Linked DNA regions of Homo sapiens: region 1 is linked to region 2. The links are chromatin loops, found by intact Hi-C in ENCODE. Cell type or tissue: K562. All regions are shown on one strand. Links, peaks and the distances in the headings refer to the core of each region. The heading gives the core; the rest is flanking DNA.

What was found. Hi-C counts contacts between places; a loop is a spot of excess contacts. Peaks named below come from ENCODE experiments on the same cell type or tissue, not always from the same donor. Only the 100,000 strongest peaks of a DNase experiment are listed, where the experiment ranks them.
Region 1: a loop joins it to region 2, with 18 times the contacts of the local background. A loop is called at or near these places in 3 of 110 quality-filtered maps.

What each region holds. Positions count from the first base shown.
Region 1 is chr19:56,148,061-56,157,095 of GRCh38, forward strand. All of the region lies in intron 3 of ZNF444 (zinc finger protein 444), which reads left to right. Among named protein-coding and RNA genes, the nearest start is that of ZNF444, 11 kb to the left of the region's middle. In K562, for the core only: no CTCF peak of the experiment used is centred there; no DNase peak of the experiment used is centred there.
Region 2 is chr19:56,244,521-56,253,555 of GRCh38, forward strand. All of the region lies in intron 2 of ZSCAN5A (zinc finger and SCAN domain containing 5A), which reads right to left. It also overlaps the pseudogene ZSCAN5DP. Among named protein-coding and RNA genes, the nearest start is that of EDDM13, 24 kb to the right of the region's middle. In K562, for the core only: no CTCF peak of the experiment used is centred there; a DNase peak (open chromatin) is centred at 4,671.

The DNA.
Region 1 (9,035 bases), core at 3,301-5,800, 96 kb before region 2:
TGAGCTGCACATGCCATCTTAAGTGTTCTAGTCAGCACGTTAAAAAAAGGCAAATTTACTTCATGGACCCCAATGTGTTCAAAATACCATCCTTTCAGTAGTGGCACTCTCCCATGGCTGGTGGCTGCTGTGTGGGGCCTGGGTGATGAGCGGTGGGCAGCCACGCAGAGACCTCTGAGAAGAGTGGTCCAGGCCACGAGAGCAGCCAGTGCAAAGGCCCTGAGCCACCTCGAGCGGCACAGGGGCCCTGAGTGAGGGGGTGTTTGCGGCCAGGCCTGAGTCCCCAGTGGCAGGAGGGTGAAGAGTCAGAGCAGTCGCGTGTTCCTCATAAGTGCGTACCGAGTGCCTGCTGGGTGCTGAGATGTAGCAGCAGAGAGGGGGCATCTCGGTGAGGCAAAGCGAGCAAAGCCTTCAGTCCATGGCAGCCGGGCGGCCTTCCTTCCTTCCAGAGGGAGCAGCTCCCGTCAAGGCTGCCAGTGGCCTCATCCGTCTCCCTTCTCATGCGGCCCGACCAGCCCCCAGACACTCCCCCCTCTTATTGTCTGGGATACAGCTCGCCCCTCCTCTGCTCCTGCCTCCTGGCACCTCTGTGCTGGCTCTGGCTTCTCTATCCTCGCCCTCCTTCCGGGTCATTGTTCCCAAAAGTGGGTTGTAACAAATCACAAACGCAGCGGCTTACAAATCACAAACGCAGCGGCTTAGAAATCACACAAGTCTGTTACAGTTCTGGAGGTCAGAAGTCCAAAATGGTTTGGTCTCATGGCCCAAAATCGAGGTGTCTGCAGGGCCACGTCCCTTCTCAAGTCTCCAAAATCAAGGTGTCATCTGCAGAGCCACGTCCCTTCTCAAGGCTCTAGGAGAGAATCCGTTTCCGGCCTTTTCCAGCTCCTAGAGGCTGCCCGCATTCCTCGGCTCATGGCCCTTCCTCCGTCCTCAGAGTGCTGCACTCCGACCTCTGCTTCCATCCCCCATCACTCCTCCGACCTTGACCTCTGCTTCCATCCCCATCACTCCTCCGACCTTGACCTCTGCTTCCATCCCCCATCACTCCTCTGACCTTGACCTCTGCTTCCATCCCCATCACTCCTCCGACCTTGACCTCTGCTTTCATCCCCATCACTCCTCCGACCTTGACCTCTGCTTCCATCCCCCATCACTCCTCTGACCTTGACCTCTGCTTCCATCCCCCATCACTCCTCCGACCTTGACCTCTGCTTTCATCCCCATCACTCCTCCGACCTTGACCTCTGCTTCCATCCCCCATCACTCCTCTGACCTTGACCTCTGCTTCCATCCCCCATCACTCCTCTGACCTTGACCTCTGCTTCCATCCCCCATCACTCCTCTGACCTTGACCTCTGCTTCCATCCCCCATCACTCCTCTGACCTTGACCCACTTAGGTCCTGTGGTCACTTATTTATTTATTTATTTATTTTACTTTAAGTTCTGGGATACATGTGCTGAACGTGCAGGTTTGTTACATGTGCCATGAAGGTTTGCTGCACATACCAACCTGTCATCTAGGTTTTAAGCCCCACATGCCTTAGGTGTTTGTCCTAATGCTCTCCCTCCCCTTCCCCCACCCCCCGACAGGCCCTGGTGTGTGATGTTCTCCTCCCTGTGTCCATGTGTTCTCATTGTTCAACTCCCACTTCTGAGTGAGAACACATGGTGTTTGGTTTTCTGTTCCTGTGTTAGTTTGCCAAGGATGATGGCGTCCAGTTCATCCATGTCCCTGCAAAGGACATGAACTCATTCTTTTTCATTGGTGCATAGTATTCCATGGTGTACTGTGGTCACGTCTTAGGTCACCTGTGATGACATTCGGCCCGTCAGGATAGTTCAGGAGAGTTTCCCCATGTCAGTGCTTAACTCCCTCCCATCCACAGAGTCCTTGTTGCCCTGAGACAGCAGATGACAGGTTCTGGGGATCAGACCGTGTACATCTTTGGGGCCATTATTCTGTCTGCCACAGAGGCGAGGTGAATGCAAGGTGAAGTGGGGGTGGAACAGAACCAACGTGGAATCTGTGAGCCTCGGGGTTTCGCCCTTTCCAGTTTCCATGACTCCTCAGAACAGGACCTGGCACATGGGTGCTGTCTAGGTAGATTTCAGCCACTGTTACCACTCTGAGCTCATGCCATCTGTTTTGTTGGCATTAAAATGTTCTTTTAGGAAAAGATGGTAAAAGTAGGTGGTGGTTATTGTTGCTTTTAATGTATATATCTTGCAAAATAAAAAAAAATCTTCCATTCGGGGATGCAGTGAGAGTTCTGTTGGTTCAGTGAATCTAAAAGTCGGGAAATCACCAGGCTCCAGGCCGTCGGGACTCTCCTGCGTTCTCTGCTTGCTCCGAGGCGAACCTCTCACTGTGGCTCTGGGATGTCTTTAGCATCTCTCTTGTATCTGTTACTCTCTCTTTTTAATAAGGGCAGATCTCAGGTTCAGAGCCTTCTCCTATCAGTGTCCACACAGACGGGAATAACACTGCCGTGAGTGATGGAATTTCCCATGACCTCTCTCTCTGGCACATGATACTGGCTTTCCATTTCCAGCAATGATACAACATGGTCTTAAGTCAGTGTTATTTTAGTTTTAGGTAAAAGTAAAGAAGAGTAATAAGAGCCTGGGCGATAGCCATTGTAGCTGACGGTGGTGTATAGACAGCTGACATCTGGGGGCGCTGCTGTGGATTGGGGTTTCTTGGCATCTGGTCTGTGGGAGCTGACGGTGACGCATAGACAGCTGACATCTGGGGGCGCTGCTGTGGATTGGGGTTTCTTGGCATCTGGTCTGTGGGAGCTGACGGTGGCGCATAGACAGCTGACATCTGGGGGCGCTGCTGTGGATTGGGGTTTCTTGGCATCTGGTCTGTGGGAGCTGACGGTGGCGTATAGACAGCTGACATCTGGGGGCGCTGCTGTGGATTGGGGTTTCTTGGCATCTGGTCTGTGGGAGCTGACGGTGGCACATAGACAGCTGACATCTGGGGGCGCTGCTGTGGATTGGGGTTTCTTGGCATCTGGTCTGTGGGAGCTGACGGTGGCGCATAGACAGCTGACATCTGGGGGCGCTGCTGTGGATTGGGGTTTCTTGGCATCTGGTCTGTGGGAGCTGACGGTGACGCATAGACAGCTGACATCTGGGGGCGCTGCTGTGGATTGGGGTTTCTTGGCATCTGGTCTGTGGGAGCTGACGGTGGCGCATAGACAGCTGACATCTGGAGGCGCTGCTGTGGATTGGGGTTTCTTGGCATCTGGTCTGTGGGAGCTGACGGTGGCGCATAGACAGCTGACATCTGGGGGCGCTGCTGTGGATTGGGGTTTCTTGGCATCTGGTCTGTGGGAGCTGACGGTGGCGCATAGACAGCTGACATCTGGGGGCGCTGCTGTGGATTGGGGTTTCTTGGCATCTGGTCTGTGGGAGCTGACGGTGGCGTATAGACAGCTGACATCTGGGGGCGCTGCTGTGGATTGGGGTTTCTTGGCATCTGGTCTGTGGGAGCTGACGGTGGCGTATAGACAGCTGACATCTGGGGGCGCTGCTGTGGATTGGGGTTTCTTGGCATCTGGTCTGTGGGAGCTGACGGTGGTGTATAGACAGCTGACATCTGGGGGCGCTGCTGTGCATTGGGGTTTCTTGGCATCTGGTCTGTGGGAGCTGACGGTGGTGTATAGACAGCTGACATCTGGGGGCATCTAGTGGGAGCTGACCGTGGTGTATAGACAGCTGACATCTGGGGGCGCTGCTGTGGATTGGGGTTTCTTGGCATCTGGTGTGTGGAAACTGACGGTGGTGTATAGACAGCTGACATCTGGGGGCGCTACTGTGGATTGGGGTTTCTTGGCATCTGGTGTGTGGGTCCTCGCCTGTCCTCAGAGTTTTCACCGAGACATTGCCGGATGAGAAGGAGAGGACAGCCGAGGAGAGGCTCCTGTACTGGTAGAAAGCAGTAGAGCTCACCTGGAAACTTTTAAAAAATACTGTCGGCCGGGCATGGTGGCTCACGCCTGTCATCCCAGCACTTTGGGAGGCCAAGGTGGGCAGATCACCTGAGGTCAGGAGTTCGAGACCAGCCTGGCCAACATGGCAAAACTGCGTCTCTACTAAAAATACAAAAATCAGCTGGGCATGGTGGCACATGCCTGTAATCCCAGCTACTCAGGAAGCTGAGGCAGGAGAATCGCTTGAACCCAGGAGCTGGAGATTGCAGTGAACCAGGACTGCACCACCGCACTCCAGCCTGGGCGACAGAGTGAGACTCTGTCTCAAAAAAAAAAAAAAAAAATACCGTTGCCGGGATTTTACTCTTAGATTTGAAGTTGCGGTTATGAGGTGATTCGGGCCTCAGCTTCAGTAATTTTTTAACTGAATGTCTCCATTCTCCTGTTGAAGGACATTTGGGTTGATTCCAGGGTTTTGTTTTTTTTTTTTTTTTAATAGAGCTGGTTTACGTCTCTGAATAGGTTTCTGTGTGAATACACGTTTACATTTATCTAGGGTAAGCGCCCAGGAGTGCAGTTGCTGGGTTGCGTGACGTCTTAGTCTGTTTGGGCTGCTGTAACAAGGTACCATAGGCTGCTGGCTGAAAACAACGGGAATGTATTTCTCACAGTTCTGCAGGCTGGGGAGTTTGAGATCAAGGCCAACTCAGTGTTTGGTGAGGGTCTCCTGCTGGTTCACAGATGGTGGCTTCCTGCTGTGTCCTCACAGGGCAGAAGGGGTGAAGGGGTCTCTCTGGGGTCTCTTGTAGAAGGGCACTAATCCCATTCATGAGGGCTCCCCCTTCATGACCTAATCACCTCCCAAAGGCCCCACGTAATCTCATTACCTTCAGGGTTAGGATTTCAACATAGAATTTGAGAGGCACACAGACATTTGGTCTGCAGCAGTCTTCTGTCCATTTTCAGACTGGGTTGTTTTCTTGCCCTGGAGATTCCTTCATGTTAGTCTGGATGCATCCTCTGCCAGCTAGTAGACTTTCACATTTTTTTTAAAAGTGCCTCATGACCTGTGTGAGCCACTGGAGTTGGGGACCACCAATAAGAGAGAGCCCGTCATCCAGGAGGGGGCAGGCTCTTCCATTTGGGGGAGAACAGGGGACATTTGGGAATCACAGCCTCCATGGTTCTAAGGACTGTTCCCATCTCCTCAGAGTCTAGGGGACTTAGAGAAATATATAGCCTTCTTGGCTACGTTGGCCTTGTCGAGTTTGTTTATGACTTTTTTATGGTATGTCTAGCCCCAGCTGGAATGTAGTCTCATATAGTCTCCTGTGGGTTGGGGCCTTGTCTTTTGTTCAGTGATGTGTCCCTGGAGCTCAGGATGGTGCTGGGCACATAGTAGGTGCTACAAAAATACTCGTTGAGGGAATGGCTAACCCTTCCCAGCCTCCTCTTCTCCTGCTGTGGAGGGAATGGCTAACCGTTCCCAGCCTCCTCTTGTCCTGCTTTGATATACAGGATTTGACAGGAAGACCAGGGTATGGTCAGCTTCCTCACTTCTGTGGAGAGAGAATCTGATCTGTCCAGAAAGATCGAATGACCTGGCTGTAGTCACTCAGCATCTGGCCTCAGGCACACAATAGGGAAAGGGGATAGTTTAAGACGGATGGGGGCAGGGCGTCTGCCAATCGGGGAAGTGCAGAGAAAAGCCAGTGGGGTAGGCCTGGGAGGTGGGGAGAGGCAGCTCCAGCCAGTACCTGGTTAGCTTGACAGGAAATGCCCCAGTCAGCCTGCGTCTCAGGTCGGAATTGAAGGGGAGGCCCTGGGGCTCCAGAGGCAGCTGGGAGCACAGGAAAATAGCACAGGGTAGCTGTTCAATGTAGAAGCCAAACTCAGAAGATTAGCAGAGGACAGGTTGATAATCAAGGTCCAAACTCAATATTTGAAAAGAATAGTAGAATAGTGCAAACCTTCAGCAAGTTGACTAGGAGGAAAACAAGAAACAGCACAAACACTGATGGTGGAAGCAAGCAAAGCCGGGGATGGAGCGGATTTGACAACCGTTGAGAACACCGTGTTCAACGTACACAATGCATTCGAAGTCCTAGATGAAATGGACAGTTTTCTAGGAAAATATAAATCACCAACATATGCTCATGATGTAGTGGCAGATGTGAGAGTCTGGAAACCAGAGGGGGGAGATCAAAAGGTGATGAAAGACCTTCGCGTATAGAAGGCACTGGATTCCAGCACTTTATGTGTAAGTTCTACCAGGCCTCCAAGGAACTGATCATTCTCATCTGTTCTTTTTTTTGAGGCGGAGTCTCACTCTGTCGCCCAGGCTGGAGTGCAGTGGCGTGGTCTCGGCTCACTGCAACCTCCGCCTCCCATGCTCAAGCAATTCTCCTGCCTCAGCCTCCCAAGTAGCTGGGATTACAGGTGCATGTCACCATGCCTGGCTAATTTTTTTGTATTTTTAGGAGAGACGGGGTTTCACCATGTTGGCCAGGCTGGTCCCTTTTACACAAACTTCCAGAACACAGGGAAGGTGTTCCTCAGCTCACTGGCAAGGCTGCCACCCCCACCCCCACCCCCAACCACCTAACAGGACAAGGACAGCACAGGAAAAGAAGGTTGCAGCCAGTCTCATGGGACCCTCAACAGAACATCGGCAGCTTGATTCCGCAGTGGGTGGACAGACCTATGTGCTGGGGCAGGTGGAGCTTAGCCCAGATACACGAGGATGCTTCATCCTTAGGGGATCCTCAGCAGAACATCAGCAGCTTGATCCCACAGTGGGTGGACAGGCCTATGCACTGGGGCAGGTGGAGCTTAGCCCAGATACACGAGGATGCTGCATCCTTAGGAAGTCTCTCAGTTAGTACACAGACTTCAAAGCCGACCAGAGTCTCTCAGTTAAAGTACACAGACTTCAAAGCTGGATATGAGTCCTGCCTCCACCTTTTCCAAGCTGGGTGACCTTGGACGCATGTCTGGGACTCTCAGAGCCTTGGCTTCCTCAGCTGCAATTTTGGAATCTCGATTCCTGAGCCCTCCAGGGATGGGTGTAAGGAGGGCTCCATCAGGCAGTGTGTTCCTGGCTGTGCCAAATTGGCTCAGTCAGTCACACACAGGGTCACAGCTTATTACAGAGAAAGGACACAGATGACAACCAGCCAAGGGAAGAGATGAGTGGAATGGGTGGAGGAAGGCTCTGTGCTCGGAGCTCCCAACTGTCCTCCTGCCGTGGAGTGTGGACGGCGCTAACTCCTCCCGGCAACAACGTGTGACAACCTGCAGGGGGTGCTGCTGGCCAGGAACGCTTCCCCGAGCTCGGCACTCGGTCTCTGTTGGGGTTGTGTGTAGATATGCTGACCTTCACCTCCATCCCTGGCAGAGGCCGAGCTGATGCACATGGCCCAGACCCCCAACCCTGAGTCACGCTGTGGGCTCAGCCCACCCGGGTGGCCCAGGGCCCCAGGTGAGCAGACCCTGCCATCAGGCAGTGTGTTCTGGGGGCATAGAGGTGACCCTCCCTGGAGCCAAGGGCAGAGGCCAGACCTCTCTGGACAGGGCTGAGCCTCACTGCACAGCAGCAGCATCTCGTCAGTCTCCACGCAGCCTGCAGGGTCCGTCCTGGGTACTGGTGTCATCTCAGGGAAGGAAAGCAGCTTGCCCGAGGTGACACAGCTGGTTCAGGGGCAGGGGGGGATCTGTGGAAAAAACGTACTCAAAGTATCTTTTTCTATTCTCAGCATCAGTGACCACAGAAGACGTCTGTGACCAAATGTTGGAGGGGGTGTCCCCTCACATACCGAACAAGCAATCAACTCTGCAGCAGACACAAGCTGGGTGTCCTCTAATGCATTTCCAACATGGTCTCCCTGGAGACAGTGCCAGATCCCACAGGTTGAGGGCTCACATCCCAAGACTGACCCCCCATTTCTGATGCCAGTCACAAGCCCCAGGTTATTTCATCTGTGCTTCCAACTGACAGGCTGTACATCGGGCTCCCACAGCCCTTCCTCTGGTTCCGTTAATTTGCTAGTGTGCTCACAGAACCAGGGAAACATGTTTACCGATTTATTGTAAAGGAGATTTTAAAGGATACCAGTGAACAGCCAGATGGAGAGCCACGTATGGTGAGGTCTGGAAGGGTTCCGAGCGCAGGGGCCTCTGTCCCTGTGGACTTGGGATGCACCATCCTCCTGGCATGTGGGTGAGGTCTAGTTTACCTTGCTGTCCACCTCCACGAGTTCAGCTCTCTGGAAGCTCCCTGAACCCTGTCCTTTTGGCCTTTTATGGAGACTTGGTTGAGAGGCATAACTGAAGCATGGACAGCCATGTAGAAATGTGATTAGATAAAACGGGTGTGATCGAATCCGAGTAGACCGAGCGGGGAAACCTCGCAAGGCCTGTGTGTTCAGACCCTTCTTGGCCTCCTTTGGCTTTCTTTCCTCCAGGGTAGGGGCAGGACCCCTTCTGAAGGGGGGTGTTATGGCCCACAATCAGACAAATTAGGTCAGAAAAATTTTTTATGGCCAGAGGTGGGGGAAGATTTAAGGATATTTTTAGTTTTTAAGGCCTGCCTTGTGGAGAAAGAAGAGCAGGTGAAAGTAGGGCAGAAGGTCAGGGAGAGACTCTTTTTCTGAGGCCTAAAGCTTCCCATCGTTAGAACAAGACCGTAACAAGGGCTGTGGGAGTCATGAGCCAGGAGCCGTGGACAGAGCCCAATGTATACGTATCATAAAATCACAGGGAGGGTTAGGACCCCGGGGCTGCTCCATGCTCCCCCCTTCTGTGTGCCTGGCCCCACAAGGCGCGCCTGTCCCCGCATGGGTGTGCCCTGGATGTCTCTTCCTGTGGACAATGCCTGGCCAGCGTCCCCTGTCTCTGGGGCCTCAAACCAGGAAGTTCCCCGAGGAATGGGTGGATCTCAGGCTTTTCTGTGCCCAAGATCTCTGGGAGAACCGTCTGCTGGCACGGCTTCCCAGGCTCCACTCTCAGGTGTGTCAACCCCGGTGCCCTTGAGCTGAGGCCAGGACAGCACCCCTGCCCAGCCTCTGCCTGTGGCTGACACCACACAAGGG
Region 2 (9,035 bases), core at 3,177-5,676:
AGGTCAGGGCTTCCAAGTAGAGGAGAGTTTGCCCATCAGGGACACATGGCAGTGTCTGGGGACAGTTTTTGTTGTCACAAGGGGGAGGACAGGAGACGCTGCTAAGCATTCTCTAATGCTCAGGACAACCCACCATGACAAATAATCTTCCAGATTCCAATATCAGCTGTGCTGAGACGGCAAGTTCCTGGTGTAGGAGATGGACAGGCAGAGGGGGTACAGGGACCCACACACTGTGTGAGGCCAACATGAAAGAAAGACATTGGTGAAATATTAGGTCTGATGGAATGTAGGGAAGGAGGCATTAGAGTGAACTGAAGCGGGGCCCAGGAGTCCCATCCTGAAGCAGGGAAAGTGGTTGGTATCAGATGCAGGGATCTGCCTCCAGGTCCCCAAATGAGCCCCTAAGTTCTAATACAAGGTGAGCTGCCATCGGCCAATTGAGTTGGATTCACCCAGAATATTTCTCCTTGTCTTCTCTTTGGTTTAGAGACCCTTTCATCTAAAGGACTCATATTTATGTACTTATGTAGAAAAGGAAAAAATTCAGACAGATTGCTGTGTCCACAGAGCTGATTCTGCATTGGGAAGGCAGATTTGAACATTACAGTAAAGTGTGAGCATTATGGCAGGACCCAGGGAATATGAGAGCTACTTTCAGGTTCTCATAGTGAGTCTGATTGTCTTTTTTCTCTCTACAGTCTGTGGTCAATTTTCTTGGCAAGGAATATCTTATGCAGGAATCAGATGTCGAGATGGCTGAAATCCCTGCCAGTGTCAGAGATGATCCGAGAGGCGTGTCCAGCCAGCGGGCCTCCTCTGTGAATGAGATGCGTCCGGGGGAAGGCCAGGCCAGCCAAGAGCTGCAGACCCTGCCCAGGGTCCCTGCACTGTCCAGAAGGCAGGTGAGTGTGTGAGGCCCTGGTGTCTGGGCAGAGGTGGGAGAAGGAACAGGAGAAAACTGAGTGTGCCTCTGGACTGATTGAGAGATTTGGCACAGGACAAGAACAGAGACATTCCCCATGGATGTGTTACATCCTTAGACATTCCTGAGTCATCACAGAGAATGAAGCCTCATCTACTTTTCTCTCCACCATGAGAGCTTTTAGCATGTAGGGTGGGGGGTCAGAAATGGTCTCAGTGAAATGAGGGAGGCAGTTGGCACCGATGAATGAACTGAAGGTCCCTTCCCCATTCAGTTTCCTCAAAGACATTTAATGTCATAATTCAGCAAGGAGCGCACTTTCTACAGATTGTCAATTTCTTAATTTGAGGAGTGTTTCTCAACTGGGGTGATTTTGCCTTTCAGGACACATGGCCATGTCTGGAGATGTGTTTGTGTGTCATTGTAGGGGGTGGTGGGGTGTTGATAGCATCTAGAGGGTGGAGGCGGGGTCTCTGCTCTGCACAGGAGCGCCCCCTCCAGGAGGGTGATGCAGCCCCAATGCCAGTGGTGCCAGGGGTTAGGGGCCTCCACCTAGAGTCATGCTCCTTCCAGTGTCAGGGGCAGGGAGACGTTGGCACAGCGGGGAGAAATATGCTCAGAGAACCAAACAGTGAAAACCACCAGGCACAGGAGCTGATTTAGAATATGGAGGGTGCAGATTAGGGAGAGACTCAGAAATGAGGTGGTGATGTTTATTTGGGATGATGTGGGAGGCCCATAGGAAGTCTGCACGTATCCCTAAACCTGTGTCATTAGAAAAGTTGGTGTATCCAGTCAGGAAGGGACAGTGATGTCCATGACCCACCAGTTTAGACAGGGCAGTCATTGCTGTTGGTTTTCCATTGTCAGGAAGAGGACTTCCTGCTGCCAGAGACTACTGTCATGAAAAGTGCCCCAAAGGCTCTGAGACCCAAGCCAACCTTGGAGAAGGATCTGAACGTAGACAGGGAAGAAAACACGGGACTTACATCCCCAGAGCCTCAGCTTCCAAACGGTCCTAGTGAGTATGAAGACTTGGATCCACAGGGGTTAGCCCCTCTCTTCTGGGGTGTGGGGCTGGGGTCCCAGCATTATCATGTCTGGGGGAGTTGGCACTCAGCTGCCAAAGCCTCTCCATCCCTTACTCTCCAGAGACCTACGGTCCAATGTCTTAGGTTTAAGGTTGAGGGGAAGTTGTCAGCCAACATCAGTGTTTGGTTGCAATGAGTTTGGTGTATTGAAAATGTACCTTATTAACTGTTGTGTGTGGAATCCCTTCTTCCAGCAGGTGTGGTGGGAGCAAAGGAGGGGAAGGAACCCAAAAAAAGAGCCTCTGTCGAAAATGTGGATGCTGACACACCTTCTGCCTGCGTTGTGGAGAGAGAAGCTTCGACTCACAGCGGGAGCAGAGGAGACGCTCTGAATCTGAGATGTCCCAAAAGAAGCAAACCAGACGCCACCTCCATTTCCCAAGAAGGGCCTCAAGGAGGAGCCACACCTGTGGGCAACAGCGAATCCCCAGGAAAACCTGAGATAAATTCAGTTTATTCCCCAGGCCCTGCAGGTGCAGTCAGTCACCCCAATGGCCAAGAAGCCAAGGAACTGCTGCCCTTTGCATGTGGCGTGTGCAATAAGAGGTTTACGTGTAATTCCAAGCTAGCCATCCACATGAGATCACACACAGGAGAGAGACCCTTTCAATGTAATTTCTGTGAGAGGTGCTTCACGCAGCTCTCAGACCTCCGCGTCCACCAGCGAATCCACACTGGTGAGAAGCCCTACACATGTGACATCTGTCACAAACGGTTCAACAGGATGTTCTCCTTGAAGTGTCACAAGAGGAGCCACACGGGGGAGAAGCCCTATAAATGTAAGGACTGCAACCAAGTTTTCACCTACAGGAAGAACCTGAACGAGCACAAGCTCATCCACTCCGGAGAGAAACCCTATAAATGTCCCAAGTGTCTAAGAGCCTTTCGTCGGCCTGAAACGTTAAAATACCACCAGAAAACACATCAAGAAACCACTGCACCCAGAGAATGTGAAGGATGATTTTTCACTGACGCTATTAGATGAGATATGACATGAAGCAGGTGCAAGGGCGCCTGGCACACAGAGGGAGTGCCCTAGATAGGAATTGCCAGGATGTCGGAGTAAATATTCATTCTCCCCACAGAGCTTTATTTTCTGTTTCATTAGGTCCATTGTTTTCGTACAGGTTTATGTGGGTGTGTGTTGCTGTTCTTTCTTTTATTATTTTTTTTGAGACGGAGTCTTGTTCTGTCACCCAGGCTGGAGTGCAGTGGTGCGATCTCGGCTCACTGCCAGCTCAGTCTCCCAGGTTCACATCATTCTCCTGCCTCAGCCTCCCGAGTAGCTGGGACTACAGGCGCCTGCCACCATGCCCGGCTAATTTTTTGTACTTTTAGTAGAGACGTGGTTTCACCTGTTAGCCAGGATGGTCTCGATCTCCTGACCTCGTGATCCGCCCGCCTCACCCTCCCAAAGTGCTGGGATTACAGGCGTGAGCCACCGCACCTGGCCTGTTCTTTCAATAAACAAACATCTAATTAGTTTTCAGTATTTTATAACAAAAAACGGAGCCTTCTGATTGACATGCTATTACCCACTGTTTTGCTGTAAATTAAAGTTGTCAAAGTAGGTGTCCAGATTAAATACACAATGCCTGGGGAAATCTGTGTTTCAAATAAACAATTTTTTTTTAGTATCAGCTTGTTCTAAATTATTCATTATTTATCTGAAACTCAGCTTCTATTGGGTATCCTGTATTGTTTTCTTTTTTGCTTCTTTTTCTTCTCTTTTCTTTTCTTTTGAGATGGGGCCTCACTCTTTCACCCAGGCTGCAGTGCAGTGGTGTAATCACAGCTCACTGCAGACCTGACCTCCACGGCTCAAGCAATTCTGCCGTCTTGGCCGCCGGAGTAGCTGGGACTAGAACACACCACACCATGTCAGCTAATTTTTGTATTTTTTTGTAGAGAGGGGTTTTGCCACGTTGCCCAGCCTGGTCTTGAACTCCTGAGTTCAAGTGATCTGCCTGCCTCGGCCCCCCAAAGTGCTATTACGGGTGTGAGCCACTGCATCCTGTATTGTTTGTATTAGGCTTTATTAGTATTATTTTATTCAAATTTTTTGAAATAATTTTTTGTAGTGATGGGATCTGGTTTTGTTGCCAAGGCTGGTCTCAAAGTCCTGGCCTCAAGCGATCCTTCCACCTTGGCCTCCAGAAGTGCTCGGAGTATACGTGTGAGCCACCACGCCTGGCTAATGACTTTTTCAGAGCTGTTTTAGGTTCACAGGGAAATTCAGTGGACAGCACAGAGTTCCCCTAGACTCCCTCCCCACACGGCACAGCCTCTCCCCGCCCAGCATCCCCAGCAGAGCGGTGCACCTGTTCCATCAGTGAGCCTGCCTGGACATATCACCACCACCCAGAGTCCATGGTGTTCATTAGGGCTCGCTCTGGGTGTTGTACATCCTGTGGGTTTGGACAAAGGCCTCATGAGTATCCACCACTGGAGTATCATGGGGGATATTTTCACTGCCCCCCCCGAATCCTCTCTGCTCTGCCTATTTATCTCCCCGCCCCAGATGGTGTATTTCTTGGTCTAAATTTGGCAACTTCTAAATTCCTGATTTGAATCTTGAACTACAGAGGCATTGGGAGTCTCTGGTGACTAGTTGGTCTTAGTGATAGTACCACATCCTGAAGGCTTTGCTAATCTACAAAAGGGTGGGCCCTGATCCCAGAGCTTCCAGTTTAGTAGATCAGGGGTGTGGCCTTAGAGTTTGCATTGAAAAATAGACTTCATTTTATTTTAGACCAAGTCTCACTCTGTCACCCAGGCTGGCTGGAGTGCAGTCGCGCAATCTCGGCTCACCCCAACCTCCACCTCCCGGGTTGAAGCAATTCACTTGCCTCAGCCTTCTGAGTAGCTGCAATTACAGGTGTGCCGCCACCACGCCTGGCTAATTTTTTATTTTTAGTAGAGACAGGGTTTCGCCATGTTGGCCAGGCTGGTCTGGAGCTTCTGATCTTGGGTGATCTGCCTGGCTCAGCCTCCCAATGTGCTGGGATTACATGAGCACGAGCCGCCATACCTGGCCTTAGATTTCATCTTAGAATATCTTTCAAAAGTCTATAGAGCTCGCCAATGCTCTGCACCATTTCCCCCACTGTTCACATGGTTCTTTAATACGGCACATTTGCCACAAGCGATGAGCTGACTCTGTATATTGCTGTGAACTCAGGTGCCTATTTTATTGAGACCTCCTCAGTGTTGATACGATGGCCTCCTCTTCCTTCTTTTCCATCCAAGGCGCCACATTGCCTTGAGTTGTCATGCCTCCCTAGGCTCCTCTTGGTGAAAATTTCTCAGATTTTACTTGTTTTAAATAACCTGAGCATCTGCATTTTCAGTGATGCTGATGCTGCTGGTCTTGGGAGGGTATTTCATGAATGGCTGGTTGAGCTCACAGAGGCAGAGACCAGAGATCCTCAGAACTCCGGAAATAGGCTGGATTCATTTATTAAAGTTCACTGTTGTGACACCTCGGTTCTTGTCTTCTTAATTTAAAGGAATGTAAACAATAGACACACAGTAAAAGAGATGCAGCATAGAGTAATTCATTGCAAAGGAATAAGAAAATTTTGAAAGGTAAGGGCAGAATAGACAGGACACCCTGAGAGAGTGGATTTAAGGCTGGCTGCTCCTAAGGATAAGATAGCAAAGACCTGCTCAAGAGCGACTCCCTTTCTCCATCCCCAGACAATTTTGAAACATATTGATGCCTGACTCTCACCCTCAAGAGATACGAGTTTGAGTCGATACTTGGAAATCAGGTTTAAAAAATTTTTCCAGGTAATTCTAATGTGCAACAAAGGTTGAGAACCACTGGTGTACAGTATAAAGAGAAATTTCTAGCATCTCGCTTCATTTACTGTAACCTCGTGGCCCTCAAATTTTTAATGTGCATATAATTCACCCTCAGATCTTGTTAAAATGCAGGGTCTGATTCAGTGACAGGCTCCAGGTGAGGCACATGCTGCTCGTCAATAGACCCTCATTTCAGTGGTGAGGAGGCAGTCTCCTCTGGGTTCCAGCTTTGCATCAACTGAGCAAAATCTTACCATCTCTTACTGCTCAAGTCAGCATCTTGAGGCCAGTGTCTGATAAGTGCATTTGAAATATTCAATCCTTCTGGTTTCTTACCCAGAATGCTACACTAAGTGTTTTATTTCTCCCACATCCGCTCCTACCCAACGGCTTTCCACCCATTATCACATGGCAGCCATACTGAGTATGAAAGTGAGCAAATCTAATCCTGCTGTTACACTCTTTACATTTTATTTTCTATGGATTCTATTCTTTTTAGCAAAAAGACCATGTGCTTTATGTGGCCTAAGCTATTCAACTAAATGACCACTGATCCCAGCACTTTGGGAGGCCAAGGCAGGCAGATCACGAGGGCAAAAGATCAAGACCATCCTGGCTAACACAGTGAAATCCTGTCTCTACTAAAAATACAAAAAATTAGTCAGGTGTGGTGGCATGCACCTGTAGTCCCAGCTACTTGGGAAGCTGGGGCAGGAGAATCGCTTGAACCCGGGTGGCAGAGATTGCAGTGAGCCAAGATCGTGCCACTGCACTCCAGCCTGGGCAACAGAGCTAGACTCCGTGTAAAAAAAAAAAAAAAAAAGACCACTGATGACCCTTGTGACTGTCAGTCTCTGTTACCCTCCGTACTTCAGGAAGACCCTTCTGTATTCAGTGACTGACTGGGGGTGCCTTTCTCCATGATGTTTAATTTTTTTGAATGGGGGATGTCTATGGCCCATTTTTGGTGCTTTTCTGTGTAGTTGAAGATACACTAGTTTTGGACTTTTGGCCTTTATCCACTTTCTAGCGTATTCTTTCTCTGGGGAAAAATGATTGGGAGTTTCGAAAGAGAATCTGCATTGAGAAGCTGTATCAGTCAGAGTCCAATGAAGAGAAAAAAACCCACAGCAATTTGCACAAGCAGCATTTAATATAAAGCAGGGGCTGGCACACGATGGCCTGCTACCTTCAATAGCCCACAGCTAGAAAATAGTTTTGTGTGTGTGTGTTTTACAGGGTCTTATTCTGTCACTCAGGATGGAGTGCAGTAGCATGATCATAGCTTACTGAAGCCTTGATCTCCTGGGCACCAGCTTCCAGCAGGTGATTGTGTTAAGTGAAATAAGCCAGTCCAAGTTATCCTGCCCGCTCAGCCTGGCTAATTTTTAAATGTTTTTATAGAGACAGTGTCTCACTATGTTGCCCAGGCCAGTCTCAAAGTCCTGAGCTCAATTGATCTTCCTGCCTTGGCCTTCCAAAGCGCTGGAATTACAGATGTGAACCAGCACACCTGGGCAAGAATTGTTTTTTATATTTTTAAAGTGTGGTAATATGAGCAAACCAGAGAAGAATATCCAACATAGACCAAATAGCCTGCAAAACCTAAAATATATATTCTCTGCTCCTTTGTGGAAAAAAGCTTTCTGACCTCCAAAATAAAGATTTATTGACCACAACATGGGCCTAACTATAAAGAAAAAAGAATTCTGAAGGATACCTAGGGAGGAAGGTTTCTCAGAGGAATGGGAATCCATTGACAAATTTTAAAGAATGGAGCAGCACAATTGGGTTTACCTAATTTAAAGCTCAACATGCCTGTCAAGTGATAATGGATTGGAGGGTGCTGGGTAAGAGAGGATATGGGAGCAATCAAGATTCTCTTATGGTTTTCTGGGAGAGAAAAAGGAGAACTGATGGATTCAGGTGCACCTACCCAAACCTGGCTTGAGCAGGTGAGAGGCTGTAACAACGCAAAGGTTGGGGCCGCCCAGGAGAAAAAGGATTACACCACCCAAAATTGAGTTTGAATGTTAAGACTGAGGACACACACATACCCACACTCCAAGAGGGTATGAAGCTTATTACATAACAGGATTTCTGAAGAGAGCAGAGTGGGCTTTCCCAAGCTGGTCTGAATGTGGCTTGAGAGGGCAGAGAAAGGAGGCTGGTTTGGGGTTGGGGTTTTATGGTGCTTAGGGGATGGGCCACAGCCAGGGGTACTGCACAGGGTTTGAACTCCCCACTGGCACTAGAAGAGGGAGTACCCAGGTTTTCTAATCAGCTTGTCCAGCTGTGGGGTGATAAGAAACAAACATCAAACATGGTCAAACTTTTAATAATCCCAAGGAAAGAGCAAGTCAAAAGTGGAGGTATGAACCTCAACGTCTGGGTGAGGCCTCTGGTTGGGCAAGGGTGGGACCATGGTCACCAGGGGAAATAGGAGGCAGCCTTCTGGGGTCCAGGGGCCAAGGCTGGTGGCTGGAGTATGGAGAGGCCTGTGGTAAGGCAGCCACAGGCAGGAGCTGGGGTCGTGAACACGCCAGGGGGCCCCATTCACGTGGGGCTGACAAGGCCATAACAGGAGCAAGAAGAAAGACAAGATGGCGGCGCAGTGGCGCCTCTTCCTCCTGGGATATCCCTCCCACCCCCTCTAGTGGCAGAGCCTAGCACTGCGCTCCCTGCAAAGTTGCCAGGACAGCTCCGTGATTGCAGGGCCGGCACTGAACCTGTGGACTTAGAAGCTGGGAGGCAATTGACTGGTAACTGACACAGAAGCCCTGTTCCTTTCCCTTGCAGAGGTGTGAGCCTATAGGTTCAGTTACTCTGGAGGCTGAGGTGGGAGGATCACCTGAGCCTGGGAATTTTGAGCTGTGATTGTGCCACTGCACTCCAGCTTGGGTGACAGAGCAAGAGGCTGTCTCAAAAAAAAAAAAAAAAAAAGTCCTCTGGATGGTCAGAAGAGCAACAGAAGGTGGGCAGGGAGGAGGGGTGGAGGGGGAGAGAAAAAAAGATGGAGAGAGAAATTTGTGGACCCCAAGAATATAGCTCACCTAGAAAGGTTGGAACACCTGAAATGGAAGTAGTGGCTTGTCCGCAGGATCATAGAACTTGTAAAAGAATCCCGTGCACCAAATAAAGCACGCAAATAACAGGAAAATGCCAGAAAGCTGAACACCTGGGTGGCAGTCTGTGCACCCCAGTGAAGGGAC